Linked DNA regions of Homo sapiens: region 2 is linked to region 1. The links are chromatin loops, found by intact Hi-C in ENCODE. Cell type or tissue: Calu3. All regions are shown on one strand. Each heading gives the region's core, and the rest is flanking DNA. Links, peaks and the distances in the headings are about the cores only. Region 1 overlaps ONECUT1 (one cut homeobox 1). Region 2 overlaps WDR72 (WD repeat domain 72).

Region 1 (8,413 bases), core at 98-8,097:
AGAGTAGACTAAAGCTTACTGAGAGTCACCGATGACCAGGGGAGGCTAAGTGGAGCAACCCACAGAAACAAGTCATACTTCTAGAAGCTTTCACCAGACTATAGCTGTGAGAGCTGAAATTTCCACGGAATTGATTTCAGAGTAGAGATTACCCATTGTAAGGTAGGAAACCCCCAATTGGAGGTTATGAGAGTCGACAGGAATGTGCAAGATAGACAGAGAGAGAGAGAGAGAGAATGAAAAAGGAGTATGACAAGAAGTAGTGCTGCTTAGGGAAGAGCAACACACATGTTTTATGTGAATGTAATATTTTTATGTAGGGGTACAGTTTCCATTAAAAATAGAGAAATACTTGTCAGTTAACTGGATTAAGTGGAAGGAGATGGCCATTGTTGGTGAAAGGTAGTACTAATGATGAAGATCTGTTAGGAGTCACCTCCATGAGGGTGGGCAAGCAGACAGCTCTATAGGATTCACTGGCAAAGTATATCAGACAAATGACTTTGATGTTTATGGGTGAGGTCACCCAAAGTGAGTACCATGGAGGAGGTAGAAGTAGGCATGAAAGATGGTAAAAGTCAGAGCATGACTTTGTGTGCCACGGGAATAAAAGATTATGAAGAAAAAAAAAACAGAGCATGAGGGTGTGGGCAAAGGACAGAGACTTCTAGTTCAGGCATGCCTGGGGACTGCTTTGCCTATAGTGGGCAAGGCAGAGCCAAGTGGGTTTCAAGAAATGTAACTTTGCAGGAGGTTGAAAGGTATTTTGTGAACAATGAGTTGTGAGGTCAAGTTGGTTTGGGAAATGCTGAATTAATTAATGATTAACCAAATTTCTTTAATGCAGGACTTTTCAGAGCTTTAATATGTTACTGAGCATCAACACTTTCTAGCTTACAGGCTCTCCCAAACTTATTTGATCAAAGAACTCTTTATTCAGGGAATTTCTCTTAGGAATGGTGATCCTTAGAACAGTTTCTCAGAGTGTGGTTGGCAGACCTGTGCTGGTCTGTGAACCACTACTGACCTGCAACGAGGTCAGTAAAAAATATTGAGAATAAGCAATTAGAAATGTTTATGGCAGTTTGACATTGCTGCAACATTCAAATGTGTGATTATTTCTCTAGTAATATATTTTTTATTGTATTATCAAAATTATTCATTCAGGACAGATGGAAGTTAGAAACAAACCAACAAGCTAGTCCTTCACTACCTAGAGTTTAAGAAGCCCTGTCTTAGAACACACTTTCTAAAACATAGTATATAGTAACATCTTAGGATCAGTTGTCACTCAAGCATTTGTATACTAACTTATATCCATTTTCCTGACTTAATGATACAAAGGACTTTAGAACATATAAAGTGCTGATTGGATTATGCAAAAGTCTGCCAAGAATTTGTCTGGGAATATGTGGGCATACATATATTGGCCTGGGAGGCATTAATAAAGCCAAATGAACTTATGATACAGCTTCTTAAATGAGCCTGGACTCTTGAAGACACAAGCTCTGGCCCAGCTCCGTGGATATGCACCTGCAAATACCATCAATATTATGAATTTGGGGATTATGTTTCCAACACATGAAATTTGGGGGACACATTCAAACCAGAGCAAATATATTGTCTTACTAATTCTTAGTACCATTTTGTGAGGTGAGAGAAGCCATCGTATTCCATTTTGCAGCTGGGGACACTAAGCTCAAAGAAGGTGAAGGACTTGGTCAAGATCACACATCTATCAGTGGCCACAGAGCTGGGCTTGAGCTGTGTGCTGGCAGCTTATCCACTCATATGTGGCTTGCTCTCTGTGAGTCCTTAGACTCTAGACAAGTATTTTCTCCCTCGAAATAGCTGCCCTAGAATATGTTGTCCTAACATCATCGCAGAGAAAGTGGACTAGAGAGCAGTAAAGGGGAAAGGCTGAGATGTCCAGGACACCATGAAACTGCCTTGACATCTAAGGACAGCTTGGCATTGTCATAAGGGCCTGCTGGAGATGCAGCATCTTCACCCTAAAGGCTGATGTAGATGCTGAAAACTGCAACCCCTCAGTAGCATGCAGGGCCAAGTGTTCTCACACAGGTAAGTCTGTGACGTCCGAGTCACGCAAGGGGTGTCTTGCCTGGATTTAGAAGAGAAACGTCCAGGCGGCCCTCAGCCCCTTTGCTGCTCCAATGCCTCTGGGTCAGATGGGGGTGCACTGGTAAGGCAAGACACATCCTGAAGTTCTCAAGAGCCAGCCCAGGGCTGCTACCCAGATTCCTGATGGGCTTGGCCATGGCATCCCTGCAAACCCTGCTCAGGAGAGCTTGGGGCTTCAGGGGTAGGGAACAACAATATCAAAAAGCATGTGGGCCAGAATATGAAAATCCACAGGGATAGAAAGCACACTGGTGGTTACTTATGGCTGAAGGGGTAGTGGTGGGAAATGGGAGTGACTAATAGGTATGGTTCTTCTTTTTTGGGGAGATGATGAAAATGTTCTAAAATTGACTGTGGTTGCAAAGCTCTGTGACTAACTGGATGACTTTAAATGGGTTGAATTCTATGGTATGTGAATTACATCTCTATCAAGTTGTAAGAGCAGCGGCAGCCAGCCATGCACACAGGGTGAGCCCTCTGCTCTCACCCCTACCTGCCACTGAGAGAGACCCTTTTCTGGTCTGTGGCAAAGGACAAGAGGTAGTCAGCTGTTCATGTGCATTGAGCCCTGAAGACCCTCTCTTGTCAGCTGAAGCTGTTTTTCAAAGTAAACTCTTAGAGACAATATATGTGGATGAGCGAGCACACAAATAAACAGATTTCAGTAAAACGCAGTGGGGGTAGGGAGAGACAAATGAAGGGGAAACTATGCAAGCAAACATGGCAGGACTGTTCCTGAGCCTGTATTCCAGGCCAGTACCTACACTGTGGAGATTAAAGAGCCTTTGGATTGACCGAGACCATCAGGATTAGAGCTCAGACTCCAGGAGTCCTAGGTCAGAATGTTATCTGCCTTGCCTTGAGTGATCTTACTGTGCAGTGTATATTTTTATAAGCTGTGTCCCCAGTTGTTTGGGTGATAAAGGAGCTCTTAAGTGGCAAATTCAGAGGGCACAGCCCAGTGTGCCATTTGAAAAGCAACACGAGTGAGCTCTAATTGATACGGCCAAGGAAATCCTTTGCATGGGAAGCAAAGTCCTGCACAGATTGTCTGGAAACTGATGGCCAGCAGAGGGAGGTGGAGCCCAAACAACCTACTGGACATGAGCTGTGTTTGCTGTGTCTCTGTGAGTAGCCAGAGCAACTATGGAAACTCTTTTGGTCACACACATGGAAAGCCTAATAAGAACATGCAGAGAGCAGACATTCCCAGTGGGGAATAATCACCGTAACTCACCCTTGTGTCTTGCTTTATAGTGCTTAAAACACCTCCATAAAACCTTATCATGTGATCCCCACAAAACTCAGGTGAGGTAGAAATAGGTATTCTTCCTTTTTTTTTTTTTTTGTAGGTGAAACCCTGTCAGAGAGGTTAGGCAGCTTGCCTGCGGGCTGGTTAGTAGGGGACTTGGGCCTCCAGCTTCACTGGACCCTGGAAGCAGAGGGCAGCACCAGTGAAACATCATGGAAACTTTCCCCAGGATGGTGAAATGGGGGCAAGAGCTGAGGGAACGGGTGAAGTGGAGCTCAGAGAACTTGCACCCAAGGTGAACAGAACAGCAGCAGTTGGTCAGCCAAGCAGCAGGCCAGTTGTCAGCCAGATCCGTCTTGATGTGGCTGAAAGGACTGCAGTTTGGCCTTCCAGGAAAGTGGGCTGGATGGAAGTTGAGACAAAGGGAGTTCTGGCAGCATAGCAGACAGCACACCCATGCTGGCCTGGGAAAGGGACTGGAGTAGTCCCATGTCAGGAAGGATGCAGGGGAGCATGGGATAGTTGTCTCCTTGTGTGTATCAGCTTTGAGAAGAAGCTGAAGGAAGCAGCTCACCCAATGGAAAAGGAAAGAGCGGGAGCAGAGGGCCTTGGCAAAGCCAGGTCGGGAAAGTCATTGGAGCCTCTCCCTGCCCCCGGTCTGCTTCTCTAGCAGAGCTGTCCAGGACAGAATCCTGCCATCCCATAGTCTGCTGCCTGGAGTCCTTCCTGAGTCAGTGAATAAAACATGGTGATGGACCTGTCTTCTCCAGGTGAAGCTCCACAGCTGCATCCCAGGAGAGATGGGAACCCTGGACAAGGTTGCCTGGGCCTGGGAGGGGTGGACAGCATCTCCTGAGCTAAGCCCCATTCATGAGTCACCTTACCAGGCCTCACAATAAGGGCGTGAGGGAGACACTGTTATTCTCTCTCTAGTTGACGAATGAGCAGCCTGAATCTCGGTGAGGTTAAGAGACTGGCCCAAGTCACCCCAACAGCAAAATGGTACAGCTGGGATTTGAGCCAGCACAGGGCCCCATGACAGCACTGGAGGACATCGGGAGGTACACCTCCCGCTCCTCTGCAGGCACAGACTATGGGGAAACAGAGAACCATACCAGCTTTCGCTTTCTTTGACCCCACAAACAGCTATTTTGGTGTGATTCTAGACTATCTCAGTTCTTCTCTCCACAAGGTTTGTCTTCTCTCCCTTGTTCTGTTTTCCCTGTGATAGAGGCTAAACCTGAACTAGAATGGTAGCTGAGAATTCTCGTTGAAAGAATGCATTTCGTACCCAATGATACTGGCATCGTCCTCTCGCTGGTCATTCACGCGCATGTGCACACACTTTCCTGAGCACAGCCTCATCAGTTTTTATACTCACAGGAAGAGACACCCATCAACCTGACCCTTCCCTCCATGAAGCTCTCCCCCTGTACTGCAGCTTCAAAGGAACTGGTGGGAAGAGAGAAGCTGCGGCCTTGCGCCTGCTAGTTTGGTCAGTAGCAAAGGGCAATAGGTCTCTTTTCTGGAAGTTTGGCTCAAGAATTTTGATTTCTATCAGTATATGAAGAGATATCTGCACTGCCATGTTCATTGCAGCACTATTCACAATAGGCAAGATGTGGCATCAATCTAAGTGTCCATCAACAGGTGAACGGATAAAGAAAATGTGGTAGATATACATATATACATATTATTCAGCCATAAAAAGAATGAAATCTTGTCATTTGCAGCAACACGGTTGGAACTGGACGGTATTACGTTCAGTGAAATAAGCCAGGCACAGAAAGGTAAATATTGCATGTTCTCACTCACGCGTAGGATCTAAAAAAATTGAACTCATGGAGATGGAGAGTCGAATGATGGTTACCAGAGGCTGGGAAGGGTAGTGGGGAGTGGGGGATAAAGAGGGGATGCTTAATGGGTACAAAAATACAATTAGATAGAATGCATAAGACCCAGTGTTAGGTGGCACTATAGGGTGACTACAGTTAATTATAATTTATTGTATATTTCAAAATCGCTAAAAGAGTAGAATTGGGATGTTCCTAACATGAAGAAATGATAAATGCTTGAAGTGATGGATACCCTAGTTACCCTGATTTTATCATTACACATTGTCTGCTTGTATCAAAATATCACATGTACCCCACAAATATATACAACTATTATGTATCCATAATTAAAAATTAAAACTAAAAAAGGATTTTTCTAAATTCTTTTAGAATTCTAAATTCCTAAACTTCTGTTATTGGCTGATCAGTTGGAGTTTTATTCCATCAGTATCCCTCACTTAAAAAAGACTCTCAATAGTTTGCCTCCAATAATTGGAGTGATATAGATGCTCTAGTTATTATGATGATTCCACAAAACAGTCAAAACAAAAAGCACATCTGATGAATTACATGCTTATTTTTACCTCATATATGCCTATTGTGAATTGTAAGTCTTAGCTTATCGACCTCATTTTTCTAATTAATAGATGTATATGTTACTTTATAGTATTTATAGTAATTGAGAGTTATAAAACAGAATTTCTTTAAAAAACCTACAATCTTGAGTTTTCACTAAGTCATCAGACATTTTCTCTAATTAATTTCAAATTAGTGAAGTTTTCCTTGTTTGCTTTTTTGGAAAGTTGTCTGTAGAATCAAACTGTAAATGCTATTCTTCCAATGACATGCATGATACAATTAGTTTCACAAGGGTCTCCCAAAAGCCCAAGATGAAAGCCCTTGGCGGCTACTCTACCATGATATTCAAGGACCTTGACACCCTGACCTCAACCACATTTCCCATGTCACTTCCTACTACTACTGCCCACTCAATACCAATCATTCCTGCCACACTGCTCAGAAGTCATTCCTAGATATGAACCTCCACATCCCTACTACTTTGCTCAAGATGTCTCCTACATCCAGAATGTCCTTCCTTTTCTCTTTTCCATACAAAAAGATCCCTGTGCAATGAAGGTCAACCTCAAGCATCTTCTTTTCTGCTAAGCCTTCTCCATCCCCTCTCCCATCCAGGGAGAGTTGTTGTCTTTTGTGCCCACAGAGCACCTTCCCCACAGTATAATTAGTTAGTTACCTACCCATCTCTCTCACACAGTCTGTAATACTAGAACATGGATTATTTCCTTGGCATACTCAGCACCCTTGTTGGGAAAGCAAGTTGGATGTGGCTCCATAGAAAATAGAGATGCAAGAGACACAAGTCTTTTAAGTTTTGAAAATGTGTGCATAGAATGAAGTTCCATGAGATAGCCTTAATCCCTTTACTGGATAGTGATTTTTGCAGTAGTTTAATGGCACCATGGGGAGATTTCTGAAATGTTATATCAGAAACATATGGGGATATATATGGGGAATATATGGGGATATAGCTGAAATGTCACTGACTGGGAAGTCAGTAAAGGTTGGCTGAGTCCTTGGTATTGCCACCACTCCTATAACTGGGTCTGAAGTGAGCTCAGGGACAGGTAAGGAGCAGACTAGAGCAACAGAGCTGGAGAAGCAGAAGGCACAGGGGAAACTAATTTGGGGTGGAACATTGAAATTAGTTGGGAGTAGGTAATCACCTCCCTTTACCAAGGTTAGGTGCCCAGGAGGGGCCACTGAGTACCAGAGGGCAGAGGTGTACTGTCTGCATCCGTCCTTGCTAAGTTTGGGTGGTGACTGGTCCATATTTGCCTTAGAGAGGAGATAAGGATCAGATTTATGGATAATGTCAGCAAATATCCAGAGAGTCTGTGTGGTAGAAACCTTAACAATAAATTAATGAGATGACTCCAGCAGAAGAGTCTTGAAGAAATTCAAATTCAAGGGATGAAAGACTCAAAGAATGCTTTATAAATAAGGTGAAATGATATCCCATTTTGTTTCTTTTTCTTCTGGCAACTGCCAAGCCATTGGGCTTTTTGAGTAGGACCTCTGGCTATTATAGAGCCCTGGATCCATGGGTTAGGGTATCATTTCTCTCTCCTGGGCTTCAGGGCTGGCCTGCATTCTGCAGTGGGAGAGACTGGAAGGACCCTCAGAAGTTCTTAGTCTTCTCTGCAAATGGGAACCACTGAGAAACTTTAAAAGCACTCGTGCCTGGGATCCATCTCCAGAGATACTGATTTATTCAGTCTCGCAGAGGCCTAAGCCTGGGATTTTTGAAAGCTCCCTCGGTGATTCTAATACTTAGCCAAGGCTGAGAACCACTCCTCTAAATCAGTCTTCTCAAACTTAAATCACCTGGACATCTTGTTAAGACGAAGATTCTGATTCGGCAAGCCAGGGTAGACTCTGAGATTCTGACCATCTAACAAGCTCCCAGGTGATGTCTAGCTGCTGGTCCGGGACTGCACTCTGAGTAACAAGGGCTGAGAGTCCCGAGCGTGAACTCCAGTAAAGGTGTGGCCCAAATACATCAACATCGCCTGGGAGCACAAAGGGGCGGCTTGTTCACAATGCACATTTTGGAACCTCATCCTATACCTACTGTCTCTGAGAGTGAGATTCACAAGCCGATATTTTGTTTTTTAATTAATTTTTTAACGTGGAAAAAAATGAACTTTAATATGGCTTAAAAATACCACAAATCAAATCCAAAGACAAAAATTGAGAAGCAGTTGTAAAATACACAATAATTTCTTTATACAAATCACTCAGAAATAAAAGAACATCCAGGGCAAAGGATATGAACTCTGTGTCAGTTTATGAGAGAGAGAGAGAGAGAACATTTATTTTAATTTTTTGTCTGAGCTTGGCAAAGATTTAAAACCTTACTAATCCTCAATGTTGACAAGAATAAGGAGCAATAGGCACTTTTGATGGGAACATCAATTGGAACAACTGTTCTGAAAGATGATCTGCATTTATATCAATATTAAAATATATTTACTTTTGATCTAGTAATTAACACTTCTAGGAATTTATTCTAAGGCTATATTCAGGCAAGTGCTCAAAAATATAAGTACACATATTCATCATAGATCCTTTTATAGTAGTGAAAACTATAGGGAGTTAATCA
Region 2 (8,413 bases), core at 266-8,265, 950 kb after region 1:
CACGAGGTCAGGAGTTTGAGATCGGCCTGACCAACATGGTGAAACCCGGTCTCTCCTAAAAATACAAAACTTAGCCGGGCATGGTGGCATGCGCCTATAATCCCAGCTACTAGGAGGCTGAGGCAGGAGAACTGCTTGAACCTGGGGGGTGGAGGTTGCAGTGAGCTGAGATCGTGCCGCTGCACTCCAGCCTGGGAAACAGAGTGAGACTGTCAACCACCCCACCGCCAAAAAAAAAAACTGTTACGTCAGTCATAAAAGACACATCATTCCATGTTCTGGTAATACTATTACAGAGAATTTGTATCATATTTAAATCATATTCTTATTTTTGTACAAAACAAAAAAAATTACACTTGTACATCACTGGTATTTATTATGTTACTTTATAATACCTTCCAACATTTAGAAAATACCACCAATAGAAGTCTCTCAGTATATGTGCAAAATCGAATTGTCTGGCAGTTCAAGGACTCAAGAAACTTGGATTCTTTTTCATAGACATCTTGCTTTTCCTTCAAAAGGAAAGAAAATCTTTTAGTACTAGTTCCAGGTAATTCATACACAGCCATGAGAAGACCTGCTTCCCGTACATCTCAAGTAGATCACACCATTATAAAACGAAAAGTATCTGAGTTACCTTTTGAGTGTTTTGAACTAAGAAGTTACTTGGCAATAGAAGCTGTGTACCTGGGTGATGAAATAATCTGTACACCCAACCCCCACAACACTTAATTTACCTGTATAACAAACCTGCGTATGTACTCCTGAAAGTTTAAAAAAAAAAAAATTAAAAAATATAGGATGTATTTCTTGAAAAAAAAAAAAAGCTGTGATCAGGAAATCCACTTAGATTCAAGGGCTCATTACATGCAACCATTCAACAAACATTCTTTGGGGAACTACGGCTGGATGCTGAGAATGTCAAGATGAGAATAAGCTACAGACTGTTAGATATGGCAGAAAGGTCAAACAAAAAAATCTAAAATGATGACTAAAAAAACCTACAGTATTTTATTTTATTTTATTTTGTTGTATTTTATTTTATTTTATTTTATTTTATTTTATTTTATTTTATTTTATTTTTTCCTTGAGACACAGTCTTGCTGTGTCGCCAAGGATGGAGTGCAGTGGCAGGATCTCGGCTCACTGCAACCCCCGCCTCCCGGGTTCAAACGATTCTCCTGCCTCAGCCTCCTGAGTAGCTAGGATTACAGGTGCACTCCACCACTCCCTGCTAAATTTTTTTTTTTGTATTTTTAGTAGAGACGAGGTTTCACCATGTTGGACAGGCTAGTCTTGAACTCCTGACCTCTGGTGATCCGCTCGCCTTAGCCTCCCAAAGTGCTGGGATTACAGGCGTGAGCCACTGTGCATGGCCTAGTATTTTGATTGCTTAAACAGAAAAAAAATGAACAAAGTGCCAACACACAGCACATAGAATAGTACGTTCTCAATAAGTTTGTGAAAATGCTGGATGTGTATTTCTTAAGCTCAGCATACCATCACAATTCCTAGGCTTCCTCAACCAATAAATTCCTAAAAAGACCCCAGAACTCCTTGGGGAAGCCTAAATAATTTTGTCATCAACACACATAGTATGGCTGTTCTTTTGTCCATCATCTCAACTTGTAGCCTGATGCCAGTGAATAGATGAATATACTGGACTCCCCAGGGACATGCCCCTCAAGTTTTTAGGGTCATTTGCTTGCCACTGTTCACATATACTCAGAAAAAAGGGGGATTTCCTCTGTAACGAACAGAGAGATGTTCTATTTTTTAAAAGATTAAAAATGTAATCTTTCTGTGTGTGTGTGTGTGTGTGTGTAAATGAAAACATTTGTATATACATGGAGAAAAGGTTGGAAGGATACAAGCCAAGTGTACCAAGGCTCACCCCTGGGAAGATGGATGGGGGAAATATATGGAAGTAGAATTTATACACTTCTATGTTATTTGAACTTTTGACAATAAACATGTAATAGCCTTAAAATTTATAAATTTTAATGAATATGCTTGAAATTGTAAGGAAAAAAGAGTAGGGTTCCCAAGCCAACCTGAATGCTGTTGATAGATGAGGAAAGATCCCATACTTTGAGCTCACCAGCTACTGATACCACCAAGAGAGAATCTTCTGTGAAAATAATAAAAGTCACATATAAGCTTACCATGGATATAATTGGGTAGGTAAAAATCATTTCACAGTCATTTAAGAATTACGCAGGGCTGTGTAGATAGAAAATTTTCAGCTTTGGAGTTACTTTTTAACTAGAAAAAATAAACATTTTACATCGTGCTCCAAATCTGTTTTAAAATTTCAAAGTGATTCCTAGGTATAAGAAGAGCACCACTAGAAGCAGAACCACATTGCAAATCATCATAAAATGAAACCTTCCTATTTCGGAAGTAAGTGAGGCGCCAACTTCCACTTCCCTTTGCAGTCACTCATTACAGAAACTGAATTATCAATACTACATCTAGAAGATACAGCAGGGCAAAATTCCAGGAGTCCTGCTAATCCACAACAAAACCTGCTTGTCACTCTTAAAATGTAACAAGCAGAACTTGGTTATAAAAACACAAATTCTCCTCTTTCCCCCTCATCTTAACCTTTTGCTGACTTTCCAATGTTTTGAACCACTGGCATGGGTGTTCTTAGTTTTTCTTGATCAGGTGTATTACAGACATATCCTCATTAACAGGTAAGCATAAAGAAGCATTCTTTCTGAATTTCTGCCCAATAATTTGACAAATAATTCAAAAGTAGATATTTTTATATGCAATCTCTCTACTGTCAGATAATATCCAACTATTACCTTGAATTCTCATGGAGTGAACAATGCACATGCAGTTGATCCAGTCAGGAAACTGAGATGATCTAAAACTGTGAACAACAGCCAAAGTTTTGGCATCAATTATAAGGACATCTTGATATTCTCCACAACAAAGAAGCCAGCCTTCTCCTGTCATCCGGAATGAGCAGTGGTAATACTACGTACATGGAAAGCAAAGCAAACATTTAATTATCACTAAAATTAACATAATTTGGCTACATTGAAGATTTCTCTAGACTTTAGTTTTAGCATATGATCAATTAAGGTATTGAACTGAATAGCAACTAAAATTTCTCTTAGTTCAGTTATTCCAAACTCCTATTGGCACTTTAGTCTCATTTGCATCTCATGATTTTTCTAGGGAAAGAGAGATCGCTTGGAAGAAGTAATTTTATTCTAAATCATGGAAAGCTCACAATTATATTATTTCTGGAGTGCAACTTGGAACTAAACAACAACAACAGGACCAGGCACAGTGGTTCATGCCTATAATCCCAGTGCTTTGGGAGGAGGCTATGGTGGGAAGACCACTTGAGGCCAGGAATTTGAGGTTGCCGTTAGCACCACTGTACTTCAGCCTGGGTGACAGAGCAAGACCCTGTCTCTTAAAGAGAAAAAATTAATAGCAACAACAAAACCCAGGTTCCTTGCCATAGCAACAATGCTGTATGTTAAAAAGAAATAAAGTATTTGAAGGGCATTTGAGGATTATTATGCCAAATAAGTTTTGGAAATCTTTTATTAAAGATCAAGTAATGCATTCTACTTTCAACCAGCTCTCTCTGTGCAGGGTTTTATTTCCAAAAAAAATAGAAGAGAGTTCATGAATGTTACAATGCACATCAGCAACACTAAGAGTGTAAAATATTTTAAAACACGGTCAGCACCATTGGAATCATGCAACCACACTACATATGCTTGGAAACCATCTACTAAAAGCCAAGATTTGCTTTAAAGATTGGGAAGTGATTATAAAAGTTATATACAGAGAAATTAAGAACCTATCCACCAAAACATAGGGTTTAAAATTGGAAATGAGGGAGAAAAAAACTGTGTGTGCTTTATAAGACAGCACATCATTAAAACTGAATTTTTACACATGTACAAGTATGTGTATGTTTTGTAGCACTAAGGCAATATATGGAAATTGTCTTTCAAATCTGTTAGAAAGATACAAAAATGAAAGAATCAGGGGGAAAATCTGCTTGAATAATACTTTTTGGGAAAGCAAAATGCCAAAACAGCAGACAATTACTGGTGATATTTGACCCTCATGACAAAATAAAAATTCAAGCAAAGAATATTCTCCAAAGATGTTTCTTTAGAAGTGTATTTGCAAATGCCCTAAACAAGTTGCAGAATCTAGAAATGCCCTGAAGGAAGTGAGTGTACTTACACAGATTGCAGTGTGCCTGTAAGGAAGTGTAGCCTTCTCCATGCACTGTCCATTGGTGACATTCCAAACACACATCTCCCTAGCAGAAGATAACTTTGTGTTATTCTCTGTCATTTCCACTCAATTGGCTGGAATAATTTTTGTGCCACCAAGTTTTTCTTTAGCAGCCTGATCATTTATGTGGCTTTTTGTTACAGATTTTGGGCAAGAAAATGTTGTGGTCATTAGCAGGGATGACATACTGTATCTGTATCTTTTTGTTTGGGTAATTACACCCTGCTGCCAGCCTGCAAACCTTACTTTAGAGACAACCTGGCCTACAACAAATTGTGGGGATACAGCTATCACAGCCTGTTAGTGACAGTACAACAATCTTTCAGTGGAAACTGTATCCTCTTGAAAATGCTTTATTTCACTGAACTTAAACTACATATTCTGAAAATCACAATGCATCAAGCGCTGCATCTTCTGAGGCCAATGTATCATTTTTGTAAAAACAAACAGTGCCACCAAGAGGCTACATTTGGTCTATCATCGATAACAGTTTATCTCTGCTTCTCCTGATTTGAAATCCTAAAATCATCCTTGCCACTTAATATTTAGAAAAATATTATTATTTTGAAAACTCTTACTTCGTTTATGTATTACAAAGACATAGTTTTAAAATACAAAGTACACCCAGCATAGGGTAGTTTATATGACTTCACAAAAATCAGAATGGCTGTTTCAGAATTGTTTGGTAATATTCTTCAGTCTTGAGAGTTTTAACACATAAGCAAAATTTTCCATGCAAGAAAAAGAAAAGTTTTATAGGCCTTAAAGGAGATACTGCCATTATACTAAGAAACAAAATATATAGACTAATAATGTCAACAACTGTATGCATTTGGTGATTTGCAGGCTTTTTTGTTTTTCTAACCAACCATGGGAACTCAATCTTCTACATGAGTAGTTCTTAAAATGGGGCAATTTTGCTACCCCTTATTCCCCCTACATTCCAAGGACACTTGGTAATATTTGGAGATATTTTTGGTTGTTGGAACTAGGAACACACTAGTGGCATCTAGTGGGGAGAGGCAAGGGATGCTGCCAAATATCCTACAATGCATAGAACAGTACCCCACAACAAAGAATTATCTGTTCCTAAATGCCATTAGTACTGAGGTTGAGAAATAATATTCTAGAAATACACACAAAATATTCATAGCATTTTCCCTCTGTTTATATCCAGCCTCATTCCAAAAAGATTTCAGGTAACCTGAAAAGACATATAATTCTATAAAATAGGAGGAAAAAATCTCTCTGTGTGTGTCTGTGTGTATGTACTAAAAAATAAGATTGGGAGGAAGGTAGATATTGAAATAATATATCTCAAAGGGAAACAAACTAATAATGCATCTATAAAATAAAGAAACATATTGCAAAGGTAAAGTAATTGAACCTTAAGCAGTCAACATTATAAAATTTTAGCTCTTTAAGGGATTTGAGCTTATTAACAAGGTTTTTGACTCTAGCTATGCATCAACAACCACCTGATACTATTCCAAATATTATCTCCAGAGATTCTAATTCCATGACTCTGTGTTGGGATCCTGGCATGTGTGGTTTTGAAAAGCACCTGGTCAGTCGACTTGTTTCTAGCCCATTTCTAAACCAGTAGCTCTAAATTCTAGCTATACATTAGACTTATTTGAGAACTTTTAAAAAATACTGATGGCTGACCATGCAGATATCAAATCAGGCCAATTAATTCACATTTTCCAGGATTGGAACCTGGACACCAGTAAAAGTTCCTTTAAAAATATTAATGTATTTAAACCATCTTGGATCCCATTGCTTTCCCTATTTGTTTGCTTATCATTTTATTTTCTATATTAAATCTGAAAATAAAATGAAAATATATCACAAAGCAAAAATTTGCTCTTTGCCTATCAATTTTGCTTAATAAAAGAAAGCAAATTTGTGGTGTATGAAATGGAACACTGACATCTTACCTGGAACCATATAAGTTACATAGGTAAAAATAAGACATGAAATTGAACTATTAAAAAACATAATCTTTTCATTTTCTGAAGCTGTCGCCTAAGTTTGTACATAGCTAAAATCACATTCTGTTATAAAAAAATTAAATTTAAGAATTTTTAAAACCTTAATAAATTTTAAGAATTTTAAAAATCTTAAGATTTTTAAAAATTTTAAAAACCTTAAGATTTTTAAAAATTTTAAAAATCTTAAGAATTTTTAAAAGCTTAAAAATTCTTAAATTTTTATTTCAATGAAAAGAAAACAGCAGATGAAAGTGTCTACGACATATAACATTAGAAAATTGTTATATTCTCACTACAAATTCCTTGAAAAGGGGAATTTTTTGGTCTTACTCAACTTTACATCCCCACCTCAGCACCTCAATAAAAATTTGTTCCATGGATAAATACATCAGCCACCATTCTTCCATACACTTTCTATCTTTTGGAAATATATTATTTTCTCTTGACCTCATTCTTATTTTTCATATTTGTGTGCTTATAACACTATAGTTTTGATCAAACTTTAATGAAGTGTCTGGAAGGAGAGGAGATAAACATGAATGCTTGCTTTGCCATCTTGCATTGGAAGTCTATTACATTTTTCAAACTCTTTTCCCTTGTCTTTTATTATACTTTCATTTTTTCTTTGGCATTCTCAGCCTCCTCTTCTTCCTCTGTCTGCTTCTTAAGTGCTGGTTTTCCCTAGATATTTGTCTTATACTTTCTTACATCCTTATATTTCACTCTCTTCCTGGGTAAGTTATCTACTCCCCTGGCTTCAGGTACTGTTATTATGCTATTGGAAGCCCAGAGCGGTTTACTTCAGCTCTATATTTCTATAGGCAACTAGCTTTTAGACATCTCCACCTGTGTGACTTTCAGGAGATCACACACTTTCATGTTCAATATGAAGCATAGCATCTTCTCTCTTTGGTTCATTATCTCAATGAATGATATCGTTACTAATAAATTTCCCGTAACTCTTGACCCAACATTTTCTCTCACGCTCCCAAATGTGGGTACTTGCTACTTCAAATATGGGCTCTGGGCCAGCAGTACCCGCATAGTCTAGGAATGCTTTGGAAACGCAAGTTACTAGACCCTAGCCCAGACCTACTACATCTGTATTTTCGGTAGTGGGGCCCAGAAATCTCTAATTAAACAAACTCTGCAGGTGATTCTGGTGCACGCTCAGGATTGAGAAGCACTCACCTAGCGGCTTCCAAGTCCTGGTGCCCTACTTCTCTGGGCTCATCTCTTGCCAGTAACTAAACCTTTATTAATAAGTTATAAACCTTTCTATTGGGGCCAAGGCTTTTTGCCTTAAAATTTTATTAACTATACATATATAAAAATAATATAGTCATACCAACCTTATTTTGATTAGTATACATATGATAATATGTAATTGGAATGACTATTTTATTCAGATTTATTCTACTAATTTATTTTGTGCTATTTGTCCCATTTTTTAAAAAAAATTGTTTTCTTTGAATTAAACATTTTTTTAATTAAAAGTTACATACTCTTTCTTTTATTTTTTATTTCTTTTGTCTATTGTTTCTGTAGCTACTAAACAATACTTGAAACGTAAACATATAAATATAGCTTAAGGTCTAAAGTCAATCAACATCTTTACCCACCTCTAGAACACCAGAATGTGTGGGATCTTATTACTACATTATTATATGCTATTGTTGACCAGAATCGCGTGTGTGTGAATGGGTGTATATAAATATCATTATGTCTTATAAAGTTTCTGCAGCTTTGCTGGGTTTTGTCCAAAATTCCTTCTTCCATCTCAAATCTTCCTTCTGAAATCATTGTTCTTCTTACTAAAGAATATCATTTAGAAATGTGTTATTATACTTATCGTGAGTCTGTTGGTATAGTGAGTACCTTTAGTTTTTGTTTGTCTGAAGGTTTATTATTTTGCCCCAATTTTTCAAAAGTGTTTTTGTTGGATATACAATTCCAAGCTGACAGATATTTTCTGTCCACTTTTTGAAGGGATTTCACTGCTGTCATTACAGTTGGGAAGTCAGCTCTCTGCTTAATTAACACTCCTTGGTAAATAAACTGCTTTTTCTCACTGTCTACCTACAGGATCTTCTCTTTTTCTTTGGCATTCTGTTGTTTTAACATCAGATCTCCAG

The links. A loop is a pair of places that touch in the nucleus more often than their neighbours do. Peaks named below come from ENCODE experiments on the same cell type or tissue, not always from the same donor. Only the 100,000 strongest peaks of a DNase experiment are listed, where the experiment ranks them.
Region 2: a loop joins it to region 1, with 5 times the contacts of the local background. A loop is called at or near these places in 7 of 110 quality-filtered maps.

What each region holds. Positions count from the first base shown.
Region 1 is chr15:52,762,761-52,771,173 of GRCh38, forward strand. The region is part of intron 1 of ONECUT1 (one cut homeobox 1); the gene reads right to left. Among named protein-coding and RNA genes, the nearest start is that of ONECUT1, 23 kb to the right of the region's middle. In Calu3, for the core only: no CTCF peak of the experiment used is centred there; a DNase peak (open chromatin) is centred at 3,211.
Region 2 is chr15:53,712,377-53,720,789 of GRCh38, forward strand. It overlaps WDR72 (WD repeat domain 72), which reads right to left. Exons shown (of 20, transcript NM_182758.4): 4 at 4,231-4,309; 5 at 2,817-2,991; 6 at 2,058-2,134; 7 at 396-515. Among named protein-coding and RNA genes, the nearest start is that of WDR72, 43 kb to the right of the region's middle. In Calu3, for the core only: a CTCF peak has its summit at 4,665; no DNase peak of the experiment used is centred there.